7 separate regions of the Homo sapiens genome follow, and all the other regions are linked to region 2. The links are chromatin contacts, found by Hi-C or POLR2A ChIA-PET in ENCODE. All regions are on one chromosome and are shown on one strand. Each heading gives the region's core, a stretch centred on a gene start or an enhancer-like site at or near the end of the contact. The rest is flanking DNA. Distances are from core to core; before and after follow the strand shown.

What was found. Hi-C counts contacts between places; a loop is a spot of excess contacts on that map. ChIA-PET counts read pairs that join two places held with the same protein, here RNA polymerase II (POLR2A). Pooled maps may share reads with other maps.
Region 1: a loop to region 2 is called in a map of CD4-positive, alpha-beta memory T cell, with 6 times the contacts of the local background. The contact joins the promoter of FBXO22 here to the promoter of PPCDC in region 2. A Hi-C loop is called at or near these places in 1 of 168 maps with a recorded cell type or tissue (CD4-positive, alpha-beta memory T cell) and 5 of 50 pooled maps. POLR2A ChIA-PET finds 5 or more read pairs at or near these places in 1 of 52 experiments (Panc1).
Region 3: a loop to region 2 is called in a map with no recorded cell type, with 2.9 times the contacts of the local background. The contact joins the enhancer-like site here to the promoter of PPCDC in region 2. A Hi-C loop is called at or near these places in 1 of 168 maps with a recorded cell type or tissue (CD8-positive, alpha-beta T cell), 1 of 37 single-sample maps with no recorded cell type and 7 of 50 pooled maps. POLR2A ChIA-PET finds 5 or more read pairs at or near these places in 1 of 52 experiments (B cell).
Region 4: a map of CD8-positive, alpha-beta T cell shows a loop between it and region 2 (14-fold over the local background). The contact joins the promoter of UBL7-DT here to the promoter of PPCDC in region 2. A Hi-C loop is called at or near these places in 2 of 168 maps with a recorded cell type or tissue (CD8-positive, alpha-beta T cell and naive thymus-derived CD4-positive, alpha-beta T cell) and 10 of 50 pooled maps. POLR2A ChIA-PET finds 5 or more read pairs at or near these places in 1 of 52 experiments (OCI-LY7).
Region 5: a loop to region 2 is called in a map of naive thymus-derived CD4-positive, alpha-beta T cell, with 11 times the contacts of the local background. The contact joins the enhancer-like site here to the promoter of PPCDC in region 2. A Hi-C loop is called at or near these places in 1 of 168 maps with a recorded cell type or tissue (naive thymus-derived CD4-positive, alpha-beta T cell) and 6 of 50 pooled maps. POLR2A ChIA-PET finds 5 or more read pairs at or near these places in 1 of 52 experiments (PC-9).
Region 6: a map of A673 shows a loop between it and region 2 (3-fold over the local background). The contact joins the enhancer-like site here to the promoter of PPCDC in region 2. A Hi-C loop is called at or near these places in 2 of 168 maps with a recorded cell type or tissue (A673 and K562) and 2 of 50 pooled maps. POLR2A ChIA-PET finds 5 or more read pairs at or near these places in 2 of 52 experiments (MCF 10A and activated naive CD4-positive, alpha-beta T cell).
Region 7: a pooled map shows a loop between it and region 2 (9-fold over the local background). The contact joins the promoter of UBE2Q2 here to the promoter of PPCDC in region 2. A Hi-C loop is called at or near these places in 5 of 50 pooled maps.

The regions. Positions count from the first base shown.
Region 1 is chr15:75,902,412-75,905,683 of GRCh38, forward strand. It overlaps FBXO22 (F-box protein 22), which reads left to right and starts at 1,467. Exons shown (of 7, transcript NM_147188.3): 1 at 1,467-1,692; 2 at 2,080-2,218. The coding sequence starts at 1,553. RefSeq lists enhancers at 635-1,294, 1,119-1,208, 1,295-1,952, 1,569-1,668, 1,689-1,738 and a silencer at 1,789-1,858.
Region 2 is chr15:75,021,798-75,025,513 of GRCh38, forward strand. It overlaps PPCDC (phosphopantothenoylcysteine decarboxylase), which reads left to right and starts at 1,793. Exons shown (of 6, transcript NM_021823.5): 1 at 1,793-1,829.
Region 3 is chr15:75,729,661-75,733,383 of GRCh38, forward strand. It overlaps the pseudogene DNM1P35. Among named protein-coding and RNA genes, the nearest start is that of CIMAP1C, 7.5 kb to the left of the region's middle. RefSeq lists an enhancer at 1,671-2,602. Within about 2 kb of position 2,296, at least 7 of the 41 ENCODE cell types and tissues checked have a DNase peak (open chromatin) inside an H3K27ac peak, as active enhancers do.
Region 4 is chr15:74,459,137-74,462,686 of GRCh38, forward strand. It overlaps UBL7-DT (UBL7 divergent transcript), which reads left to right and starts at 2,129. Exons shown (of 4, transcript NR_120377.1): 1 at 2,129-2,891. It overlaps UBL7 (ubiquitin like 7), which reads right to left and starts at 2,024. Exons shown (of 11, transcript NM_032907.5): 1 at 1,901-2,024. RefSeq lists enhancers at 590-1,109, 1,265-2,111, 1,566-1,655, 1,946-2,095, 3,043-3,543 and 1 more.
Region 5 is chr15:74,372,454-74,376,095 of GRCh38, forward strand. No RefSeq gene overlaps it. Among named protein-coding and RNA genes, the nearest start is that of LINC02255, 4.8 kb to the right of the region's middle. RefSeq lists silencers at 1,373-1,422, 2,023-2,082 and enhancers at 1,683-1,732, 2,214-2,761, 3,089-3,138. Within about 2 kb of position 1,363, at least 8 of the 41 ENCODE cell types and tissues checked have a DNase peak (open chromatin) inside an H3K27ac peak, as active enhancers do.
Region 6 is chr15:75,659,417-75,662,908 of GRCh38, forward strand. SNX33 (sorting nexin 33) reads left to right here. Exons shown (of 2, transcript NM_153271.2): 2 at 1-2,885. Among named protein-coding and RNA genes, the nearest start is that of SNX33, 13 kb to the left of the region's middle. RefSeq lists enhancers at 448-1,021, 2,170-2,743. Within about 2 kb of position 1,820, at least 29 of the 41 ENCODE cell types and tissues checked have a DNase peak (open chromatin) inside an H3K27ac peak, as active enhancers do.
Region 7 is chr15:75,842,197-75,845,574 of GRCh38, forward strand. UBE2Q2 (ubiquitin conjugating enzyme E2 Q2) reads left to right here and starts at 1,251. Exons shown (of 13, transcript NM_173469.4): 1 at 1,251-1,650. The coding sequence starts at 1,471. RefSeq lists silencers at 832-1,011, 1,052-1,191, 1,332-1,411, 1,662-2,061 and an enhancer at 1,333-2,230.

The sequences.
Region 1 (3,272 bases), core at 217-2,716, 880 kb after region 2:
AAACTGGCTGGGCTTGGTGGCTCATACCTGTAATCTCAACGCTTTGGGAGGCGGAGGCAGAGGGATGTCTTGAGGCCAGGAGTTTGAGACCAGCCTGGGCAACATAGACCCTGGGTCTACCAAAAAAAAGAAAAAAACCACAGCTACTCAGGAGGCTTATGCCACTGACAATGTCATACTATCCACCAGTGGGGGAAGGAGGATTTGGGAAATAATTGTTTTCCATAAAAATATTTCGTTAATGTATAACATCGGTTTTTTAAAAAGAGTTAAGCATTAAGATGTTCTGATTTAATTTTTAATATGGTAAATATTGATAGTCATAACACACATAAACTATTGGTCGTGTCAATATTTTAGGGTGTAAAGGGTCCTGAGGCCATAATGAGAACTGCTAATTTAGACCAAGTTTCTGCCCAAGATCTGGCGATCAAATCAGGGCTCCCTTAGGAAGGAATTGGCGGGAGGAATGGATGTTAGGTGGGGACAAACCTGTGTCTGCTGTGCTTCCATTTCTTGGTGGTTCTCAGTTTGAGCATGCATCAGAATCGTCATAAAGTGTGTTAAAACAGATTGCTGGGCCTCACCCCCAGTGTCTGATTCAGGAGGTCTGGGATAAGGACCGGGAATGTGCTAAAACTTAGTAGTTTCCAGGTGAATCTGATGTCCCTGGCGGGGAACTGGTGCACAGCTTGGGGCGTGCTTCACAGCAATCATCTCACTCAGCTACCTTAGAATGGCAGGTGCTATTTATGCCATTTTACTCATTCGAAACTTTAAACCTGAAGATTACAACGAGTTAACTAAGTTTACAAGGAATAAAGGCAGTGATTTTCACACACTAAGACAATTTTTTAAAAGCAAACGTCCGTTTATAAATCGAGCTTATGCTATTTAAACAGGCATTGGGACTACGAAGAGCAATAAGTACTACCTAGTCCCTGCAAGGAATTTGTGAATTAGAGAAAGATGTAAACTCAGAAATATGGCGGTGCCAGGGCAGTGAGAGGCACAGGCACAGAAGAAGAATTTATTTTCACTGCAGGAGGCCTCCTAGAAAGTTGCCAGGAGCGGTGGCTTATGTCTGTAATTCCAGCACCTTGGGAGGCCCAGGCGGGAGTATCGCTTGAGCCCTGGAGTTTCAGACCAGCCTGGAAACCCGTCTCTACAAAAAATACAAAAATTAGCTGGGCGTGGTGGCGGGAGCTTGTAGTTAAAGCTACGAGGGAGGCTGAGGCGGGAGGATCGCTTGAGCCTGGGAGGTAGAAGCTGCAGTGAGCAGAGGCCGCGCCACTCCACTCCCGCCTGGCCACAGCATTAGACCCAATCTCAAAAATGAAGAAAACAGTTCCGAGCGTATTACGGAACGGAGTACACCTCGGAGTACGGGCTCCAGACGAGGGAACGCACCGGCGTTGCCACGCCCACCTTCCCCGTCCAGCCGGAAGTGGCGCGGACGCCTGCTCAGTGCGCGCCGGCCGGGCAACCCTATGCTGGCGTAATCGGGTTCCTCCGAGCCGCCGTAGGACTGGTTCCGGCGGGCTGGTGAGGAATGGAGCCGGTAGGCTGCTGCGGCGAGTGCCGCGGCTCCTCCGTAGACCCGCGGAGCACCTTCGTGTTGAGTAACCTGGCGGAGGTGGTGGAGCGTGTGCTCACCTTCCTGCCCGCCAAGGCGTTGCTGCGGGTGGCCTGGTGAGGAGAGGAGGCGGAGGCGGGAAGCTTGCCTGGGGACACGCCGTGGGCATGTCCCAGGCTGGCGGGGTGGGGGGAGAGACCCTTGGGACCCACCAGGGCCGTCCCCGGCTCGCTCGCCCTACCTGAGGTGACCCCCTACCCGCGAGGTATCTCCCAGCCGTGGTGCCCCGGGGGGACTTCCCTGAGGGGCGAAGTTCCCCTTAAGGTTTTCTCCATATCTGGCTCTTCTTCCGAACTAGCGCCCTGACTGACACCTACCTACCCCGGGGACTTTGGATCCCGCAGGGATCTCCTGCTGCTGCGCCAGCGGGTGGGGGTTTGTGAGCTGTGGGAGAGACGAAAATGAACGTCCGTTCGCAATCCTTTGTGCGTTTGCGTCCTCAGCGTGTGCCGCTTATGGAGGGAGTGTGTGCGCAGAGTATTGCGGACCCATCGGAGCGTAACCTGGATCTCCGCAGGCCTGGCGGAGGCCGGCCACCTGGAGGGGCATTGCTTGGTTCGCGTGGTAGCAGAGGAGCTTGAGGCAAGTAGCAAGGGGTGTCATGCACAGTCATTTGCAGGTTGGTGGTTCAGTCTTTGAGAACTATTTTTTTTTAAATCCCAGTTTTGTTAATTAAAGGAACATCTCGTTCCGTGAAAAGATTTTGTAAACATCAGTTTTAGTGACTACACGGTAAGGATGTGTCATGATTTATTTGACCGTTCATCAAATGTTGGGCCTTTTTTTTTTTTTTTGAGACGTAGTCTCGCTCTGTGGCCCAGGCTGGAGTGCAGTGGCGCGATCTCGGCTCACCGCAAGCTCCGCCTCCCGGGTTCACGCCATTCTCCTGCCTCAGCCTCCCGAGTAGCTGGGACTACAGGCGCCCGCCACCATGCCCAGCTAATTTTTTGTATTTTTAGTAGAGATGGGGTTTCACCGTGTTAGCCAGAATGGTCTCGATCTCCTGACCTCGTGATCCGCCCGCCTCGGCCTCCCAAAGTGCTGGGATTACAGGCGTGAGCCACCGCGCCCGGCATGTTGGGCCTTTTAAGTATCCACATTTTCACTATTAACAACAACGCTGTGCAGAACCTTCCCTTCACCTGCTTCCCTTGAAGCAACTTTTTGTTGTCTGTTTTACCGGGAAGACAACTGGGTGTGTCTTGCTCAGTGAGCACACCTAGAAAGCCAAGAACCAAAACTTAAAGCCAAATATTTCAACTTCTGATCCTGTACTCTTTTGCTTCTCTGGCCCCCAACTTCAAAAGGGGAGCCAACACCAGGAGAGATGAAGACTCGAACTGTGGAGTCAGAGGGGCTGCAGGGTGTACCATCTCTGGGGAGTGGAAGGGAACCATTTGACAGTAAAGTGCCAACCTGCTGCTCTGTCACTCTGTTTACTTTAGTACGGCTTACAGACAGACATAACTACGGTGCAGCCGTCACAATCAGGAAATTATCACTGATACATTTCTACCATTTTATCCTCAGACTCGGTTCAGATTTTGCCAGTTGTCCCAGTAAGGTTCTTCATGGCAAAAAGATCTGTTCCCAATTGCAATTTGCTCTGAGTAAGTCCTGTTTCTTTAATCTCCTT
Region 2 (3,716 bases), core at 543-3,042:
CAGGAGATCGAGACCATCCTGGCTAACACGGTGAAACCCCATCTCTACTAAAAATACAAAAAATTAGGCGGGCGAGGTGGCAGGCACCTGTAGTCCCAGCTACTCGGGAGGCTGAGGCGGGAGAATGGCGTGAACACAGGAGGCGGAGCTTGCAGTGAGCCGAGATCGCACCACTGCACTCCAGCCTGGGCGACACAGCAAGACTCCATCTCAAAAAAAAAAGACACGGCTGGATCCCTGCGTAAGGGATGGTTTGGCCCAGATGGTCCACTGCGGCTAAGGGCGGGGGTAGAGCAGAGGCCCCACCTCAGCTCAGGGCAGGGGACCCGCAGCTGGTTCAGCCACCTCAATGAATACAGAGGTTCCTGGGGCCTGTGAAGGCTAGAAAATGAAGGGGGCAGGGAAGCATGCCAGTGTGTGTTCTTCTGCCGCCTTCCCTTTGCCCATTTGATGCCTTCCACCTGGATCGCTATTGGGATCCTCTATCTAACCTCCTGGCTGTCCTTCAAGATTCATTTCAAGTCACTCCTTCAAGAAGGCTTTCCTGCCTAGAGGTGTTGCTTCCTCATGGAGGATCTTACCCTGTCATTTTCTGTGTCCCTGTTTGTCTCAAGAACAGGGACGCATCTGATTTATCTCTGTATCCTGTGCACCTAAAATAGAAGAGGCTTGGTAAATATTAAGTGCCACGAGCCCTCTTTTACTAAGGACCTGCCAACATGGGCCCCATTCACACTAATACCATGAAGATAGCCCTTTTCTATACTTCGTCATAAAAAAGTAATACACACACCCGGGCAGCAACTTCCACACAAACAACACATGTGCAAGGAGATCACCATTATTTCCAGCAAAATGCTCCCCAGGGCCGAGCGTGGTGGCTCACTCCTGTAGTCCCAGCACTTTGGGAGGCCAAGGTGGGCGGATTGTTTGAGCCTAGGAGTTTGAGACCAGCCTGGGCAATAGAGTGAGAACCCGTCTCTACAAAAAATACAAACATTAGTCTGGCATGATGGTGCACTCCTGTAGTCCTGGCTACTCCATAGGCTGAGATAGGAGGATGGCTTAAGCCCAAAAGGTGGAGGTTGCAGTGAGTGGAGATAGCACCACTGCGCACTCCAGTCTGGGTGACAGAGCCAGACCCTGTCTCAAAAAAAAAAAAAAAAACAAAAAAAAAAACAGCTCCCCAACAAGATAGCAGGCTACAACATGCATGTGATGAAGCTGATTTGAAGCGCTCAGTGAGAGGTATCTGCATCAAGTTGCAGGAGGAGAAGAGAGAAAGGAGAGATAATCATGTTCCTGAGGTCTCAGCCCTGGATCAGGAAATCATTGAAGTATTAACATATCCTGACATTAAGGAAATGCTGATGTTTTTGGACTTTGGCAGTCTGTCCAACCTGCAGGTCACTCAGCCAACAGTGGGGATGAATTTCAAAACGCCACGTGGAAGCTGTTTGAATCTTTTTGAGATACTGTAATATTTTCAATAAACCTGGGACAACAGCAAAAAAAAAAAAAAAAAAAAAAAGGCCCCAAGCAACAAGCAGTGTGTGTGGGGCTGATAGGAGTGAGGAAAGGAGGTCGGACAGTTATGCCAGCCCCTATCGAGAGTCCCAGCAATACAAAGAACAGGGCCAGGGTTTGCTCCAGGATTTCCCCAGTGGACTACAACTCCCGGAAGGCAGAGAAGTGGACTACAGCTCCCAGAAGGCTGCGCGACATACAGCCAGCCCGGTGCTCTCGTGAGGCGTGCCAGTCAGATTCCGCGGGAGAGCGGCAGAGATACCGCGATATTTGGGAGCGGCCCCGAGACGCGCCTGGCGCGGGTGAGCAGTGGAAGGGGGCTGGGAAGCTGGGTTCTCGCGGCGGCGCGGGAGGGGAGGTTCGGGGAGCTGTGTCCGCGAGCGTGGGTCCACGGCTGTCTGTGTGTGTCCTTATTTTCCCCTGTGTGCCCATGAAGCTCTGTTTGCGACTGTGCGTGGGTAGGCGGCCGTCCATCTGTGCGACCTCACTTTCCCGGCTGTACGGGTGGGGCCGCCTGGAGCAGGAGGGACCCCCGAGCCCTGAGTGGAGGGTTTGCATCTGTACCCGTCCAGCCCGACTTTGTGCTGCTCTGCGATTATTTGTCCAGTGTCGTTTAATCTAGTTTAAATGATGGCCGTGTCAGCTCCTCACACTGAACGCTTACCCGGGCTGCCCAAAGTACAAAGTGTATTTAAAAAGTTGGTAAAATTAAAAAAGGAAAGCCATGGGATGTTGGAAGTAGCCCTAGGCCTGCCAAAAAGTGCTGAGTGCTATTTAAAAATTAGGCCAAATCTTGTCAGAAAAGAACTTCCTGCTGTCCTTGAAGTATTTGGAAGCAGGTGCTAGATGGTGAGCAGGAGAGGTTGCCAAGTTGGGGAAGTGGTGGTTGTCCTGGAGCAGGGGTTTCCACATCTCTCACAGTGGCTGGGAAGTAGCAATTCGCAGTCACTGCCTTTCTAGTAGCCCACGTGTGTGAGTGTGTGTGTTAGATACATTTATCCCTCAGTATCCGCAGGGGATTGCTGTATACTTTTTTTTTTTGAGACAAGGTCTCATTCTGTGACCCAGGCTGGAGTGCAGTGGCAGGAACATGGCTCACTGCAGCCTCGACCTCCTGGGCTCAAGGGATCCTCCTGCCTCAGCCTCCTGTGTAGCTGGAACCACAGGCATAAACAACCATACCCGGCTAATTTTTATTTTATTTCATTTTTGTAGAGACAGGGTCTCACCATGTTGCCCAGGCTGGTCTCAAACTCCTGGCTCAAGCTATCCTCCTTCCTTGGCCTCTCAAAATGCTGGGATTACAGGTGTGAGCCACCACATCACCCTCCTGTATACTCTTTTTTCTTTTCTTTTTTTTTTTTTGAGTCAGGGTCTCACTCTTGTCTCCCAGGCTGGAGTGTAGTGGTGCAATCATAGCTCACTGCATCTTCGAACTCCCTGGGCTCAGATAATCCTCCCACCTCAGCCTCCCAGGTAGCTGGGACTGCAGGCACGTGCCACCACGCCCTCCATATAATTTAAATAATCTCTAGATTACTTATAAAACCTGATACAGTGTAAATGCTATGTAAATAGCTACACACTTTTTTTTTTTTGTGGTACTATTATTATATTTTGAAATGGTCTCTCTCTGTCACCCAGGCTGGAGTGCAGTGGCACAAACATGGCTCACTGCAGCCTTCTAGGCTCAAGCGATCCTCCTGCCTCAGCCTCCCAAGTAGTTGAGACCACAGGCATGTGCCACCACACCTCACTAACTTTTAAATTTTTTGTATGGGGTCTTGCTATGTTACCCAGGCTGGTCTCGAGTACCTGGGTTTGCTCAATCCTCCCACCTTGCCCTCTTAAATTGCTGGGATTACAGGTGTAAGCTGGAGCAGAAGCCTGGGCAGCCGGTAGTGAGGGGCTTTGATGTTAGGCTAAAGGATTCAGGCTCATAATGGATCTTGGATCCCTGCCTACCCACCACCCACTTCCCTTGTTTGGTTCTGCTTTGTCTTAGGCTCAGTTCTCATCCTTCCTGTATTGAGCTTGAACGTATACCCTGTCTGGCCTTGCTTTCCTTGCTCTGTCTTTAGTCTGGTTCTGTGCCAGCTCCACCTTTGCCCATATAGGGACTGGCAGGTATCCCTGAAACCTAAAACTCTGCCCTGAATTAAACTCATCAGAGGAGACTTAAACATCAC
Region 3 (3,723 bases), core at 1,046-3,545, 710 kb after region 2:
AGCAGCCAATGCTCCCCAGTGTTACCAGGTCAGGGAACTGCAGGCCAACCTCTGAATAGGGGCTTTCTGATTTAACACTTAGCCCAGGTGAAGGCCCTCTGTTGGAAAGATGAGGAAGCTGGCGCTCGGAGCCTGGAAATAACTTCGGCCACGTGATAATTTTTTTTTGTGACAGGATCTTGCTCCGTTGCCCAGGCTGGAGTGCAGTGGCACAATCTTGGTTCACTGCAGTAGCTGGGACTACAGGCACATGCCACCAAACCTGGTTAATTTTTAAATCTTTTTGTAGAGACGTGGTCTTGTTATGTTGCCTAGGCTGGTCTCGAACTCATGGCCTCAAGTGATCCTCCTGCTTGGGCCTCCCAAAGTGGGATTACAGGTTTGAGCCACCATGCCTAGCCCACATGACAAATTAATGGTCCATCTCTAAATAAAGGTCTAGGTTCTGTGTGTGACCAGGACCAGGGCTCATCTAGGGTGAAGTGCTTTACTTCTATTAGGAGTAAGTATTATTTTTGCCTTTATGGCTCAGTCTAGGACAGACCTTCAGCCTGGCCCCAGCTGCCACCAGACAGAGGCAGGATTGGGAGCTGGCCCTGGAGCTAGGACTCACTCTTGGGGTAGGTTTATGGTCCCAAGAGAAGGGGAGAAGGAGGATGGAGGGTTCAGAAGGAATATTGGGGGGGGGTGAAGATGTTCAGATGAGAGGTGGCCCCGCAATCAAAGGGATGCCGACTCCAGGGAAGATGAATGGGGCCTCCCTTGTGCCTCGGCCTGCAAAATGACAGGGTCATTTAGCTTGGGATTGACCTTTGGATGAAGCAGTCCCATCACTTGACATTGCCTTTCCTGTGGTAGTGCCCCCAGAGAGGTGACTTGCAGAAGGTCAGGCACGGCCTCCCAGGTCTGGCCGACTGCTGCGTGGCCCCTTCTGAACAACTCAGGGGGTTCTCGCTTGACCTTGCAGGAAGCCCTGGTTTGATCCTTGTAGGACTTGAATCTGTATCTTCAGGTCACTAGACTCCGGAGCCTGGCACTTGATCACACACAAAGCCCCCATCCGTGCATTCATTCATTCAACAAACATTTGCTAAGCTCCTGCCCTGTGCCAGGCTCTGGCTGGGTCCGGGGGTACGAAGACTTGGTCTTCACCTGGAGCCCTGGCCTCCAGGAGGTCTGAGGCTGTGTCCGTGAGAGGGTGGGAATTCACCCTCTCCCACCACGAGCAGATGTTGGAGGGTGGATGAGGCTCGGTGCCTGGCAGGAGACCCACCTGAGGTTCCTCTCTTCTCTCTAGGGGGCAAGACAGGCCTGGCTCCATGTTGGGTTACCTCAGCCAGGGCTTGGTGGTGACATCACAGTCCCACGAGCCTCTTGGACACTGGCTGGGGTGGGGGCTGGTCTGTTGTTCCACTGTTGCTGGAGGGAACCCCAAGGCCAATCACCACTCAGGTTCCCAGGACCTGGGGGGATGGTGGCCCTGGGCCAGGAGCAGAAGAGGGGCCCTGCCTGCAGGGACACATGGACACACCATCTGGAGGCACACAGGTAGGGGCTGTGCACACACACGTCCCTTACCGCACACACGTGGGGCAAGACACACACACAAATGCACAGACCCACACCTTACTCTACACACACACACCTGGTACCACCACTGCCTTCAAACACCCTGCCCCATCCCTCTCTCCCAGGCATCTCATCTCATGCACAGATACGTGCCCACCCAGGCTCACTGGCGCCCCTCACTGCCCTGGAGTAGTAAATCCACAAACCATGAGATGTCCCGACATGCAGAGAGAGGTGGGATGGGTGATGGGAGGGAGGTCAGGAGAGTCCCTGCATTCCCCCAGGAGAGGGGACCGCTGGCTGCTCTCAGCCCGCCAGCCTGGGACCTGGCCTCTGGGCGCTGTGCACGTGGTCGTGAGAGGGCACCCCCATGAAGACAAGCCAGGTCCCCACTCCTGCTCCCAGCACTCACAGACACCCACTCTCGGGGCTGCTCAGGTACGGGAGGACTAAACAGGAGCTCCTGCCACCCGGCTCCTTTCGGGGTGTGGTGGGGGGCTGGTGGGAGGACACATCCCCCTGAGTCCGTGGCCCTGCTCACTGGTGGAGAGTTGCCCGCCCTCCCGTTCCTTCTGCTCCCTCTTCCTCTCCACGCCCACATCCTCCCAGCTGGCCTTTCTCTCCCCCAGATCCTCTCCCATGACCAGGTTTCCTCTCTCTCTCTCTCTCTCTCTCTCGCTCCCTGTGTCCCTGTGACCTACTTATGCTCTAGAATAATGATCGACATTTTCAATTACCCCCAAAGTAACAGCCGTTCTTGGGGCCTGGCGGAGGACGGCTGCATGGGCGTGGGCACGGGCGCTGGTTTGAGTGTGGGGCCTGCGGGTGGTGGGGGTGGGGACGCCCATGGTCCCACTGTCCTTTGTTTGCTTTTTCTCATCCGGAGCCTTCAATTTTTCCTGGAAGATTGGAAGCACGTTTCCCTTCAGGGGAGGAAGGGAGATAAAACAGAGAAATAAAAACTGTCATCATTCTCTTGTAAACAGCGTAGAGCCAAGTGGGGGCTCGGCAGGAGAGAGCGACATGAGGGAGAGGCCAGGACAGAGAAAGGGGGCCGAGAGGGATGGGGTGGGGAGGTGAGCAGGAGCCCCCCCTCAAGGCCGGGTGGGTGGGTGTCCTGCAGGAAAGACTGATGGGAGGGGAATGAGGCGAGGTGAGGCTGATCCAGGGCTGGGGCCAGGTTGGGGGGTTGCGGTTTGAGGAGACACAGTGTCTGCTGAGTGCCAGGCAGGCCCTGGGAGGCAGGCGCTATTCTCCGAATCCCACCCTGCGCCAGGCTCTGGGGGTGCTGAGGTGAGTGACAGACATGTCTTTGCACTCTTGGGGCATAAACTCTATTGGAAACAAAGCGGTGGCTTCATGTGTTCAGCACTTATATCAATTGAGGCTCAGAGAGGGTGGGTGACCTGCCCGATGACACACAGCTGGAGGTGAGGAGACCAGGATCCCAGCCAGGTCCGTGTGACCGCAGTCTCCTTTCACACCACCTCCGCTGTGGGCACACTTGGCTCTTGCGTGACCTTGAGCAAGTCCTCACCTCTTGGCCATCAGTTTCCCCATCTGAAAAGCAGCCAGCATGCTGGCTCTCTGCAGGGCTGAGGGGAGCATCAGATGTCTGGATGTGAAGGACGCTCAGCTCTGGCTCTCTGGCGAGTTGGCGGGGGGACGGAGGAGCAAAGACCACCGGATGCTGGGAGAGGGACTGGCCGGCAGGGAAAGGAGGCCGGACCGCAGATTTACTCCCTGCTGCTGCCCAGTGGCAATAATTGGGTACTGCAGAGGGTGGGTCTGGAGGACCTTCTTCAGCTTGCAACAAGGCCAGAGCAGAAAGGTGCCTCTAGGGAGTGTTGTCTAGTCCTCCCGGCCCCATTTTGCTGATGCCCAGAGAAAGGAGGGACTCCTCCTCAGGTCATCCAGGGCAGAAGCTTGGGCTAGGCTTTCAGGGTAGGGTGCTTCCCTCCATCCCTGTGGCAATCAAGAAGCCCCCAGTCAGCTTCAGAGCAAGAGAAACAGAGTTCTACATCCTCTGCTTGATGCCACCACCTCCAGGGAGACTTCCAGGGTCTCCTCCAGTAGGAAGTGGCCTCACTCCTGCCCTGCAGTCCCACACTCAAACTCTCCTTGCTCCTCCTGCCCCACCCAACCATGACTGTC
Region 4 (3,550 bases), core at 879-3,378, 560 kb before region 2:
TAGGAATGTTGTGAGAGAGATCATCTAACCCTCTCCCTTCTGTATGCCCCTTTTTCCAATTTTCTTCAACTGTTGCTTGAACCAGTAGAACAGCTTTATAACAAGTTCCCTGCCTCTTGCCTCTCCCTATCAAATATCTATGCTGCCACCTAACAACACCCATCATTTTTTTTTTTTTTTTTGAGACGGAGTCTCGCTCTGTTGCCCAGGCTGGAGTGCAGCGGCGCGATCTCGGCTCACTGCAAGCTCCACCTCCCAGGTTCACGCCATTCTCCTGCCTTCCTGCCTCAGCCTCCCAGGTAGCAGGGACTACAGGCACCCGCCACGACGCCAGGCTAATTTTTTTTTTTTTTTGTACTTTTAGTAGAGACGGGGTTTCACTGTGTTAGCCAGGATGGTCTCGATCTCCTGACCTCGTGATCCACCTGCCTCGGCCTCCCAAAGTGCTGGGATTACAGGCATGAGCGACTGCGCCTGGCCACAACCCATCATTCTAAAACACAGATCTGACCAAGTCACTTCTCTGCTTAGAACTCTTCCAATGTCGGGCTGGGCGCGGTGGCTCATGCCTGTAACCCTAGCACTTTGAGAGGCCTAGGCGGGCGGATTGCCTAAGCTCAAGAGTTCAAGACCAGCCTGGCCAACATGGTGAAACCCGTCACTACTAAAAATACAAAAATTAGCTGGGCGTGGTAGTGCGCACCTGTAGTGCCACCTACTCGGAAGGCTGAGGTTGCAGTGAGCCAAGATCACGTCACTGCACTCCAGCCTGGGTGACAGAGAGAGACTCTGTCGCAAAAAAAAAAAAAAAAAAAAAAAAAAAAGCCAGACGCGGTGGCTCACACCTGTAATCCTGTCACTTTGGGAGGCCGCGGAGGACGGATCACTTAAGATCAGGTGTTTGAAACCAGCCTGGCCAACATGGTGAAACTACATCTCTACTATAATAGAAAAAATTTGCAGGGCGTGGTGGCAGGCGCTTGTAATCCCAGCTACTTGAGAGGCTGAGGCAGGAGAATTGCTTGAACCCGGGAGGTGGAGGTTGCAGTGAGCCGAGATAGCGCCACTGCACTCCAGCTTGGGCGACAGAGACTCCGTCCCTCCCTGCCCCACCCCGGCCCCCCAGAAAAAGACCTCTTCCAATACCTCTAAACCATCTATATAAATTAAGTCTAAACTTCATCGCCTGGCTTACAAAACTCCCTGCCAGCCTCATTCCCCAACAGAGCCCTACCCCTGCAAAGGACCTCCACAACATGTAAGTACACACTCATAACAAAGCTCTCCCCTATTTTACACCTCTGCTCATCTAACTCTGCATGTAATTTCTCTTCCCTTTTTGGCCTTTTAGCAAACTCCTACCGAAACCAACACAGATTCAATAACCTCAGTCCCCTCTCTTTCCTCTGTTGTTCCCACATCCCCTCAGAACAAAAGGGCTACAAATATCTGCTTGCCCCCTCCTCCACCCCAATTCTTGAATGCCCTTGAAAACAAAAGACTAAAGTTTTCTTCATCCTTGTCCCCATACCTGGCATACATGGAACCCCAGAAAATAAATCAGAAACTCTGACGGCGGAAGAATCTTGCAAAGCAAGATAAGTTCTTGTTATAGTCATCATTATTGCTTCCAAAGAGACCTCTGATAGAGAAGAGGAAAGAAAAGGCTGTGAAGCTGCCTAGCAGACCTTCAAGCATCCTCAAGGTATCTTCCACCTCAAGTTTATGCCAGAAGGAGGTCGTTTTATATACCATGTCTCACTTAATCCTCACAACGGTTCCCTAAGGCAGGCATTAGCCACATTTTAAAGATGAGGGAAGCAAGACTCAGTAAAATCACTGGCCCAAGGTCACAGATCGCTAGTAATGGGGCAGGAACACTATCCGGTGGCGACCTCACCGCTCCAGTGGGACCAGCTACTTGGCTGACACACATCGAGCCCGCGCTGCCCAGGGCCCCAGCGCCCTCACCCGTCCCGCGGAAGGAACCCGGCCGCACTGCCGCCGGTGTAAACACTCACTCTGGCCCTCTCGCCGGAAACCGGAAATTCCGCGCTGCATTCTGGGAGTTGCAGTTCCCGCTGTGGCCCCCCGCCCCCTTATAAACAGCCAGTCTACAAGAGGCGCTAGTTGCAAAGCTTCCGGTTCTGGGGGAAGGCGTGGCTTCCGCGCTCTTTGAAATGTCCGGCGCCGGAATGTCTGGGTGCTTTGGTTGGAGAGGGTCCCATTTCCAGTCATTCTTCAGCCTGGTGATTCCCGCGCTCCCCTGAGGAGCATATGAAGTACGTCGGTTCTGCCAGGTTGGAACGCGCTGCTGGACACTCGGCCGTAAGGCGGATCCCGGATCCCCTCCCACTCCGACCCTTCCCTCCAGAAGGGCCGGTTCCCAAACGGCCCCTTTAGACACATCCAAGCGGTTGCCGACGGCCCTCACGATGAAAACTGCTGTCCGTTGGTGAAGGCAGCCTCTTCTGTGCTCCTCGCCGCTGACTTCCTGAGGCGGACCTACCTGTGGAGGCATACCAGGAACCAGACGATGACCCCCTCCAAAAGTTGGGTCTTTGAGGAGAGCTACTAACTTGGGTTCCTGGTACACCCTCTACATGCAGTGGTGAAGCTTATCTAACAGTCATTCATAGAATCAGTTTGGGAAGGGGAATTTTCACTGAACTCTCATAGAGAAACTGTGTTTTAGATAACAGAAAGTTCTGCACGGTTAAAATGGAACAGAAATTTTTTTGCACAGAAATTAGGATTACCGAAAATACTGAAGAAAGACTACCTCTGATTGGACTCTTCTCAAGGAATTAATAATTCAAGAACTAAGGAAAGAAAAAAGTGATTATATGAAAATACTGAAGTTGATCGTAGCAGCTGAAGGCTGATCCTGTGTGGGTAAATGTAAACGCTGAATTCCCACATTCCAATGTGCGACCTGGGATTAAGGCAGCAATTGAGCAGGGTAATGTTACTGAGGAGAGCGAACAGATCGCAGGATCTCAGAAGGCCTAACATTAAAGGCAGATCACCCCTCTGTTCTCATAAGTTATATGGGGAGTTTTGAAATGGCTTTCACTGTCTTCAGGGAGTTTATCTTCAGGATAACTCCCATGTATGTTGTGGGCGCATTAGGAACCCATGGCTGTTCCCAAAGTCTCCCTTTCCCATCCTACCCATTTTTAGATATACCCCCTCTTTCAGTAATCCTTCCTAACTAGACTTCTTTAGACTCCTTCCTCTCCTGCCTACTAAGTTACTTGCACCTGAGCTCCATAATTTATCAAAATTATATATTGTGAATACTTTCCCAGTTCATGATTTTTTTTTTACTCTTAATGGTATTAGATAATTTAATTTCATTTTAAAACTTTTTTTTTTTTTTGAGACGGAGTCTTGCTCTGTCGCCCAGATTGGAGTGCAGTAGTGGCCGATCTCGGCTCACTGCACCCTCCGCCTCCCGGGTTCAAGAGATTCTCATGCCTCAGCCTCTTGAGGAGCTGGGGCTACAGGTACCTGCCACCACGCCCGGCTAATTTTTGTATTTTTAGTA
Region 5 (3,642 bases), core at 113-2,612, 650 kb before region 2:
CTGGAACCTGAGCCCTAATCTTAGCTACCCAGGGCAGCCTCTCCCTGCTCCTCTAAATCCTCATCACTCCTGTAAGTCCAGAGGAACCCCCACACCCCAACTTGAAGGGTGAATGAGTACCCAGGCACTCCCTGCCTGGGTGCACACTGTGGCTCCTTGTCCCCCTCTATACATTGCCCAGGCTGGCTTTGAACTCCTGGGCTCAAGCAATTCTCCTGGCTCGGCCTCCTGAGTAGCTGGGAATACAGGCGCGTGCCACCGCGTTCAGCTTCATTTTTATTTTTACAGCTTCACTTCACTTCCTCAGTGCAAACATGTTAAAATATTAAAAATTTGCTGTAAAGTTTTTGAAAGGATATTTATAATTTTGCTCTTGAAACCATTTGGCTAGGAGTGACTGATTTAAATTACAATTGGGAATTCTTGTGAAATGAGAAAAACCTAGCCCACACATTCTTTCAGATGTAATGAAATTTTTATGAATACTAAATTTAACAGTTAATGAGGTTGATATAATGTTACAGTTGGACACTTGATTAAGAATTTATTGATTTCCATTTTGCAGTGTTCTTATTTGAGAGCCAATCATTTTTTCTTCAGCTGTGAAATATTCACATGGGCCCTTGGGAGGCCCCCGCTGCGGGCTTCTCTAGCGGGCAGTACATAAGTAACCAGGCCAACAGCTCTTCCCTGTCCTCCCCCTGACACACCTCGCACCCCTTTACACAGGCACATAAGGAAAAACACCCATCGTGGCTGGACCATGGAGACAGAGTCCAGTTCCAGAGGAGGAAGAGGATGGGGCCAGTCAGACAAGGGCACAGAAGCCATGCCATGCCATGTCATGTAAGCAAGAAGCTTCTTACTGCAACCAGTGGCTGGGGCTGCTAAGGGCACTAAGATTCAAGACCAGTGAGCCACGGAGGTTGGCATGGGCACCTCTTCCCTCCTGGGGACAGTAGGTAGTGGGGGCAGGAGGGGAAGGGCCACCTGCCTGGTTTACATAGTCGGCCACAGAGCGGTGGCCCACACTTATTCGACGACTATAGCCTCAGTGTTCCAGGCAGGTGTGCATGGGGCCAGCGGGCTATGAGAGGCTTCCACGTGGCACAAGGACAGCACCCCACAAGGAGAACATGAAAAAGCTAACACAGTAGCACAGGCAAGTGCACAGTACCCCAGCCTCCCCTCGGAACCAGAGGGCGGAGTGGACTGAGGCCACCCTCAGCCAGGTCTGCGGCAGAAGCTGAGGCAGAGAAATGCCACTTTGTCCTTGCTCCAGTCTCTCTCTCAGCCATTCAGATACCGCTTCCTTCACTCCAGAGCCTCAGCCGGCGCCTCTCAGATCAAACCTTGTGCCACTAGGTGGAGCCAAAGCCCACAGCAACAGCGCCGGGCTCGGACACCCAGCCGCCCGCGTGCAGGAAGGAGGTGGGCTCGCGAGGCAGGGGACTGGGGGCCCCGGGCTGAGTCTGGGCCCTACCGGGGGGCCAGGAAAGGAGTGGGAGAGCCAGCCACAGCCCACAGTGGACTTATTTGGTTTACATGGTCCGTTCCGTCCGAACTCGCACTGTAGGCTAAATGGTCCCAGAGCCAACCCCGGCAGCCGCAAATCCCCGTTTGTCAGATAAGGAGGCTGAGGGCCTGAGGGGAGGATCCAGGAGAGCCAGAACAGGGCTGAAGCCAGAGCCCGCGCCCCTGTCCACAGAGCCTTCCCCTGCACCGCTTCCGGGATGTATCCCCTGCCCGTGGGGAGGGCGCACGAGAAGAAGGTGCGGCTTCCAGAAGGGAGATCCTGGGAACGAGGCCGGGAGACACGCTTGGCTCCGGAGCCTAGGACTGGCTCCGGGGCACGAGCCGCAGTCCCCTCCAGCACCTCCTGGTGGGGGCCGCAGCTGGGATGCTGGCTTCGGGCGCCGGCGGCCGGAGCAGCGGAAAGCATCCACCTACAGAGGCTGCGGTGGAGGGGGCGGGGCGGGCGCGGACCCGGAGGCGCCGCATTGGACGAGGGGGTTGCTGGGGTTCTCGGATTGGCTGGCCATGAGGGGGCGGGACCAAGGCCAGGGCTGAGAGGCGTGAGGACCTGGAGCGTGAACGCGTGGGGAAGGCGCAGAGACCTGGCGCAGGTGTTGCGGAGCCTTCTGAGACTGGCCTAAGCTGCAGAATTGATCGAGCATCTGGAGTGGCCATCGGCCGTGTTGCCCGCAGACACAGGTGTGCTGCGACAGACCAAGCTCCAGGGTCCCTCAGGTAGCCAGGTGTGCGGCACAGCTTTGTCCCTCCCAGAACTCAGTTTCCCCAGCAGGGGGCCCGGGGACTATTCCAATCCAGTACTCTGGCCTGCCCCTCCCCTCGCTCTCACTGACCTCCCAGCAGCCAGACCAGGTAGGTATCCAGGCTCCTTCCTATCCTGCCCCCTGCCCCGCTCCATCCTCATCTTTCCCTTAAAGAAACCTCTCTCCAAGGTCCACGGTTACATCACATACAGCTTTGCACACCCAGTGCCCAGCACAGAACCCCCACCCTCTGTGGTTGTCCTTTCGCTTCTCGCAAGGTCCATGGGAGCAGGGGACCAGGCTGGGACAACATGTGGCCCCACCTGGTTGCTATAAAAGCTCAGGTAAGGAAGTTTACAGAAATATGTTGGGGTTACTGCACCTGTAAAAAGTGAAAATGGCCAATTATCATCAATGTCAAGAAGAAAAATTGCCCTTGTTGCCCTTTCACTGTAGTAAAGTGCTGCTTCCAACAAACCAGCACACAAATGCCAACCACAGGTGCATTCCGCTTGGGAGGATGGGGGAGAAACTAGTTGTTTGACTCTGTACAAGAACCAATCACCAGGTTTCCTTAAATGGCACACTTTCTTTGAAATCTGAAGCAAGAAATTACCTCTCCGGACACAACCAAGTTCATCTCGTGTCCTCTCAGGACATACAGCCGGGCTCCACTAGAGGGCAGCAGAAAGATGGAGATGCTCGAGAGAAAAGGAGACTTAAGTTAGTTCTCACCATCCGTGGAGGGTGTGAGGAACCCAATAAAAACCGTACTGGTATTAGTTCCTATTTGTTGACTGGTTACTCTAGGCCAGCCATCCCTCTGACTGATCTGTTAAAAAAAAAAATTAAGTAATTTGGGCCGGACGTGGTGGCTCATGCCTGTAATCCCAACACTTTGGGAGGCCGAGGTGGGTGGATCACCTGAGGTCAGCAGTTCAAGACTAGCCTGGCCAACATGGTGAAACCCTGACTCTATTAAAAATACAAAATTAGCCGGCCATAGTGGTGCATGCCTGTAACCCCAGCTACTTGGGAGACTGAGGCAGGAGAATCGCTTGAACCCAGGAGGGTGGCAGTGATCCGAGATCGCACCACTACACTCCAGCTTGGGCAACAAGAGTGAAACTTGGTCTCAAAAAAAAATTAATTTGATCCTGCCATTAACCCTATCAAGGTGGATACAATTGTGTTAACCCCATTCTACAGCTGAGGAAAAAAACAAGTTGAATAACTTGCCTAAGGTCACACAGCCAATAAGAAGCAAATCTGGGATATGAACCCTGAAGTAGAGCTATAAATCTGACATTCATAAACCTATGCAATTTTGCTTCCGTTGAAGAGGGAGGGAAGGATGGCGAGCAGA
Region 6 (3,492 bases), core at 570-3,069, 640 kb after region 2:
GAACTTCTGGAATGGGTCCCCCTGGCCCTTGGTCAACATTAGGTCAGATTTGGGACTTTCTGAGGAATTTTCCCCTCTCTCCACCCTGCCCCATTTTCTAACCCATCCGAGGAACTTCCCGCCCTTAACCTCTTCTCAGCTCTGCCATCCATGTAGCCATCTGCAGAAGGGGCTCTGAGCAGTGGGGGCTGGGCCAGGCCGAGGCAGGGCTGGTGGGAATGCTCCTCCTAACCCATGGTGCCTGGAAAGTCCCCTGCTCATGCTTCCTGCTCTGGGAACAGTGTTGTCCTCTGTGTGCCTTCCTTGAGAGGGGACCACCTCCCAGGCCTTCCATCCTCAGGGTGAGGCCATCAGTCTGATACTTTTCTCAGGAGGGACTTGGATCCAGGAGAAGCATCAGGAAGTGGAGTCTTGGGATAATGCCAGGCCTGCTCCTGGTATCCTGAGGTCTCTGGGCTGGGGCAGGTGTGTGTGTGGCAGGGAGGGAGGCTGTCCTGGCCCTCCTCTCTCTTTTCTTTCTGCCTCTATGGGGGTGGGGGTATTGGGGGAACTTGGGGCCGTTCTGGGGTAGCTAAGCCCCTTTCAGCAGGAGATTGGGGGACCAGTGTTGGGGGCATCCTGGTGATGGCCGATTCCTGCCTCGTCACATGCCAGGCAGATGTTCCCGACTCGGCTGGACCCAGCTGCCTCGTTTCCTCCCTTACTTTGCTCTGAGGGGGTGGAAAACAAGGCTTCTCTTTCTGCCCTGGACAGCTACCAGCACCCGGGGTAGGGGATCCCCTGGTCACCAGTCTTGGCCCAGTACAGGAAAAGGAATCCGCTTTGTGGCCACAGATGGGGGCTGGGGATGGAAGCAGACCTCAGATCCTGCATCTCTTCACCCGCTGGACACAGGAGGGCTATGAACCACTGTGCCGTGGCTGCACCACTGGCTGGAGCAGAGCCAGGCCTGGGAGAGGCAGGTGGCCCCATCGGCCCCTGCTCTGCACCACCCCTCCCAGATGACAGAGCCATATGTCTTCCACGTGTCTACACACTCACAGACTCACGAATGTAATCGCTCAGTCTCACAACAAGCACACGCAGTCACACACCTGCCCACAGGCACATACGCCACATAAGCATGCCTGTATGCTCACACAGTCATACTGCCACACGCTATTACACATTCACAGCCACAGCCACACATGCCTTGCCATCCATTCAAAGCACCAGTGGCTACTTTGTCAGACACAGCCACACCACAGTCCTATGCACATGGTCATAGCCTCACACAGTGACACATACTCGGGCACACACCGCCACAAAGCCATGCTTGCACAGAGCAAAGGTGTCATAAGCATCTCTGTGCCTGGACTGCACCTGCATGACCTCCCAGGGTCCCCACCTCATCAGAGATTAAGGAGAGCTTTGCTTGGAGACACCACCCCTGGAGGGGGTGTCTCCAAGGGGGAGTAGAGCCAGTCACAAGCACCACATACAGGCACACAGCCTGAGGTCTAGGGATGCAATTGGGATGACTGGATACCACCAAGTTCAGCTCCTTATTGAACAGATGGGCGCCTGAGGCCCAGGGAGCAGTGGTGGCTGGCCTTATCACCCAGCAGGGCAGGGGATACTCTGGGGCCAGAGCCTGGCTCTGGGCAGACTCTGTTTCCTGGCCCTGCCCTCCCCTGGGCCAATCCTCTGGGCCAGGCTGCCTCTGAAGGCCCCTGGCTGAACCGATCCAGCAGAGCTCCAGGCAGCTCCCTTCTCAAGCTAGAGCTGAGCTGCAGTGGCCACGGGAGCCGGAGCCAGGATGCGGTGGGCAGGGCCTAGGCCTGGGCGGGAGGAACATTCCTGCACCATCTCCTCCCCAAGCATGTGAGGACCCAGCCCGCCCTGCCCGCCTGCCCGCTGACTCAGGCCTCCAGGAGCCAAGCCTGCTCAGCTCCCCCACCCACCCTAACCTGCTTCCCCACTAGTTCGGCTCTGGTTCCCCTCTCCACTGGCTGGGGCAGGAGAAGACGGTGAGCCCTGGTAGGAAGACCATGGGGAAAAATCAAACCTCACCACCCCCCGACATAGCTCAGAAGGGCTGATTGTGAAACCCAGCTCTGTTCAACATAGTTGAACACAAACTTTTTTTTTCTTTTGGTTTGGTTTTGTTTTGTTGGTCAAACCCCAGTGCAGTGCAGTCTGTTTAAGAAGTAGTGTCGCATAGCTGTGGCCTGGATCTGCTCAGCAGCCCCAGTAGGCAGCATTTATTCCCTTTCGCAACAAAGAGACTGAGACTTGGCCAGAGGGAAGATGGGACCTGCCTAGGTTCACACAGGGAATCTCTGGCGGGGCTGGACTCAAACCCAGCTCCCTGCCATCACTCCTTAGAGTCACACTGATGAACTCATTTAGGGCCAAAGGAAGAAGGGGAGGCAGATTTCCCCTCTAGATGAGTGAAGGGATAGGAGGCTGGTGAACCCAACGGCTGAAATGTGAAGGGTGAGAGGGTAGGGTGAGTCCCCCCAGCCCTGAGGGATGAAGGGTCTGAAGATGGCACTGCACGGTGACAGCTGCAGTGACTCAGGAGCTCCGTTTACAAAGGAACATGAGTGAGGAACATAACTTAATTTTTTTTTATATCTGACCTGAATTTCTGTTTTCCTCCCCCATTCCCCACATGGTAGAAGTGTAATCTCACATCAATTTGGGGACCCTTTCTTTCCCCAGGGATGTGTAGAACTTTTGGGGATGGCACATTTGAAGACCTTAGGGAGCTTTGCATTTTAAAGGCTGAATCCCACACTCTATCATACATATTAATATTTACCTGCATTCCACATTAAAGGGTTCAGTTTATGACTTGTGTCCTGTCTTGTAGATACTTAATTAAACGGTATTAATTTTGATTTTGCCCCTTTCTGTTGGTGCTCTGCTCTCTTCCCTCCTCCCCGCCCTGCCCACCCAGCAGCACACATTGTTACGGGTTGCTTCTTGCAGAACTCCTGGACCTGGATGCTGCCATTGGGCCTGCGATGCCCGCCATGGTCCTGGTCAGCATTGGGCCCTCCGATCATCTTGCCCTGCCTCCTGCCTTTCCCCTGCATGCTCCCTTGATGCCCATCCTGAGTCTCTGTGTGTCTGGCTCTTCTCTGCTCTTGGGCACTCAGGGCTCCTTCCATTTGCCCTGTACTAAGGGGCTGATAGAGGTCCTTTCTGTGGCCTGTGGCCCCCTCTGGGGCCTGTGGTCATCATTCCACAGCTCCCACTTCGCAGTCAAGCACAGGGAGCTCTGGGGTGCCGCTTAGACACCCCATGCCACCCTGTTTCTTCTGGGATCTGGCTCCTTTCTTGGGGTTCTACCTGGGATGGGGGTATGAGTCCCACTGCTTCGGAATCTCCCAGCCTCTGGGGATTCTACTATCTCCCAGTGCAGGCAGCACTGTGATGGGCACTGGATGGTCGTTATTTTACAACCACCCCATGTGCAAGAGATTATTACTGTCATTTTACACA
Region 7 (3,378 bases), core at 1-2,500, 820 kb after region 2:
TGGGAGCACTGTGCAACTACATAGGTTGGACGCATATGCAGCTGGTCCTGCCTCTTGCACTTACGATTGCACACACTATTGTCTGCCAAATTGGGATGTATTCCTTTGGACTGCTATCCAGACCTTTATTCATTTTTTGAGCACCTACAATGTGCCAGGAATTGTGCTAGTGGTGGGGATTCCAGATAAGAGCGAGCATTCAATTCAATCATATCGGGTTTCTACTATATAACAGGTCTTGTTCTAGGTCCTGGGGATACAGCTCTGAACACATTAACACGGGGCAGAGACAAGGAATAAATGGGTTAAAGATCAGATAGTGACAGGTGCCCAACAAAAACTTAGCACAGGACGATGTGACACAGGGTGACTATTTGAAATGGGTTGTGGTGGGGGGTGCCGGAGATGATATTTGAGCTATGAGTTTAGTGAAAATAGTGGGCAGCCCTAGCTCCATGGGGGTGTGGGTGGGGAGGGTTATCTTAAGCTTGGGAAACAAGGCAAAATAAGGAAAGGGGGGAGAGAGAGACTATATACGGCAGAGTGAACACAGGTGGTAGCTAAGGGAAGGGATGAAATCATGGGACACCTCCAGGCAACAGCCTCCAGGGGCTAAACCATCGTCTTGGGTAAATGGATGGTTTGAGAGCAAAGGCGGGAGCAGCGAGTCCGGTGAGAAGGTCCTCACAGGAACCCAGGCTGGTGAGAAGGTCCTCACAGGAACCCAGGCTAGCGAAGCGGTGGCTCGGACTAGGGTGAAAGTAGCGGAGGTAACGCTGGGTGAGCCGCACCCGCGTCTCCCACGAGGTCCCCCCAGTGAGGTTAGCGGGTGCCGCGCCGAGCGCCAAGCTGAGGAGCCGCCCCCAGGGGCTGGCGCTAGTCTGCAGCGGCGCCGACGTGGCCGGCGCGATCCGCCACGCACGTGTCCGGCTCCAGGCCGGGGGCGGGGGCGCGCGGGGGTCTCCGGCTCCTCCCCGACTTCTGGGGCCCGGGCGCCAGCTGGCCCCGAGCCTCCAGTCCGCGGGTGCGAAGAACGGAGCAGATGGGTCGGGAACAAGGGAGCTGGGTCAAGGCGAGGAGGGGGCGGCCGGGCGCGCGCGCTCTGGCCTCGTGCACGCGCTGAAACCGGAGCGCGCAGGGCGCGCCAGGGTGAGGGGGACGGGGGCGGGGTGGGGGCAGCCCTTTCCCAGGCGGTAGCGGGGGCGGCGTCGCTGTTGCCCTTTTAAGCCGCGGGGCCGCCGCCTCCTGCCGCTGGAGTCGGTTACAAAGGAAGCGCCACCCAGGCCGCCACACGCCGAGGCTTCCGCGCCCCTCGCCATTTTCCAGCAGCGCTCGACGAGGCGGAGCCGCGAGAGCGCGGCCCAGGCCGGCCCCGCGGGGCGGTCGCGGCCGTGACGGCGGCTCCGGGCCCGGCTCCCCTTCCGCGCCCGGCTCCCCTTCCGCGCCCCTCCCGCCGGAGATGAGGGGAAGATGTCCGTGTCAGGGCTCAAGGCCGAGCTGAAGTTCCTGGCGTCCATCTTCGACAAGAACCACGAGCGATTCCGCATCGTCAGTTGGAAGCTGGACGAGCTGCACTGCCAGTTCCTGGTGCCGCAGCAGGGCAGCCCGCACTCGCTGCCGCCGCCACTCACGCTCCACTGCAACATCACGGTGAGGCGCCCGGCCGCGGCCCCGCGGGGCAGGGCGAGGACGGAGAGGGGGCGCTTCGAGTCCCGGGACAAAGGGGAGCCTGCCCCGGAGAGGCTCCGGCTCCCCGGGCGGGGCAGGCCCGCCCCTTTCCCCCGCGACTTGCCCATCCCAGGCCGGGCTGGGACTGCGCGAGGCTTGGGTGGGAGGAGGCGGAGGGCGCGTCTTTCCGGCTTCTCGCCAGGGGCTGGCTTGGGGGCTTCTGGCCCATCTCGGTCCCCGTCTCCTAGCCCCGAGGGGGGAGTCCGCGGCGGCCCAAGCCCTTGTGGGGTCCATGGCCGCCCTCAGCCGGCCTGCTCCCGGGACCGGGGCGGGGCGGGGCGGGGCGGCGCAGCTCCGGCTGTTGTTTGAGCCCAGGCCGGCAAGGGGAACGGCCCTTAAGTTTTAACGCCTCATTTTTCAGTCGGATTTTCCTTCTTCCCGCTTGTTCAGCCAATTGTTTTTAAGTTTGCGTTTAAGGAGAAACTGACAATGAGAATGGACTCGTTGACGGAGGAAAAGTTGGAATGCAGACTCTGGTGCTGTTTGAGCGACCCCTCTCCCCCGGGCCTGGCTGCGCGCTGCTGTGTTCTGGAAAGGAGCATAGTACCGTCGTTGCGGCAGGTGGTGTTGAGTGTGTATTCGTGTGGCCCCTCCCTTGTGTGTAAGCCTCGAAAATGGATAGGTGAAAGGAGATACGCGCCAGGGCTGCTCCCCGGAAAGATCACGTATGTCACAAAGCCGAAAAGACACTTTTAAAAACTCACTCATTAAGCGGAAATCTCATTAGAAACCCAAGGCTTGGTAAAGGAATTGAAGTATTAAGTTTCTCCATAAAAGTGTATCGTGAAGCTATTCGTCGTGAAATTGATGTAGGATATTGGTCCAAACTGCAGAATATTCTCTTGGTTATAATAGGCGTCAAGGTGGTGGCTTCGGGCTCCTTTTCAAACATGGCTAAAACCAAGTCTTGTTTTTAACTCCCTTTGGTTGAGTCAGTGGGTACTCAAGTGCCTGCAGGGTGGCTGGCGTTTGCAAAAACCTTGATGTTATAATTGACCTTAAAATGGTTACCAGACTATCTGGGCAGAAGGTGTGTTAATTTCAAAAAAAAAAAGACAAGTGCTGTACTGAGGAGATAATTCATTTATTGAATGAATACGTCTGAGTGTTCTGGGCACTAGTGTTGCAGAATTGAGTGAAGTCGTCCTCGCTCTCAGAACTCAGTCTTCTTGGGGGAAGAGTTCAATAAGGTGACAGCTCCTGTGGTATCATCAGGAAAGCCAAAGCAACTAATTTTGACTTGGGGGAGGTGCGCTTCAGGGAAGGCTTTGATGAGAGGCTGAGACAGTTAGAGATGAGCTTCCACAGGTGACTACAATTTTGGAAGGCTGGCGGAAGGGCATTTTAGACTGAGGAAACTCCACCCAAAGAAGACACGGAGATTTGAGAAAGTGTGGTTTCCTTAGAAGTAGAAAATTTATGCTAAGACTTGAGAAGCCCACGATACAGGCTGGAGAAGGGGAGGATTTTCCAAGAGTGGAAAACAGAAAGTGTAGTAGTTGTCATGAAGCAGGTGTTTTAAGGAGACGGGCCTGAATGGCTTCGAGGGTGATTACTCTGGTAGAAGTTGGGGCATGGCCACGAAAAGGTAGGGCTGGTTTGAATGATAGGAGACTGAATTTGTAGGCTGTGGGGAGCTACTAAGTTTAC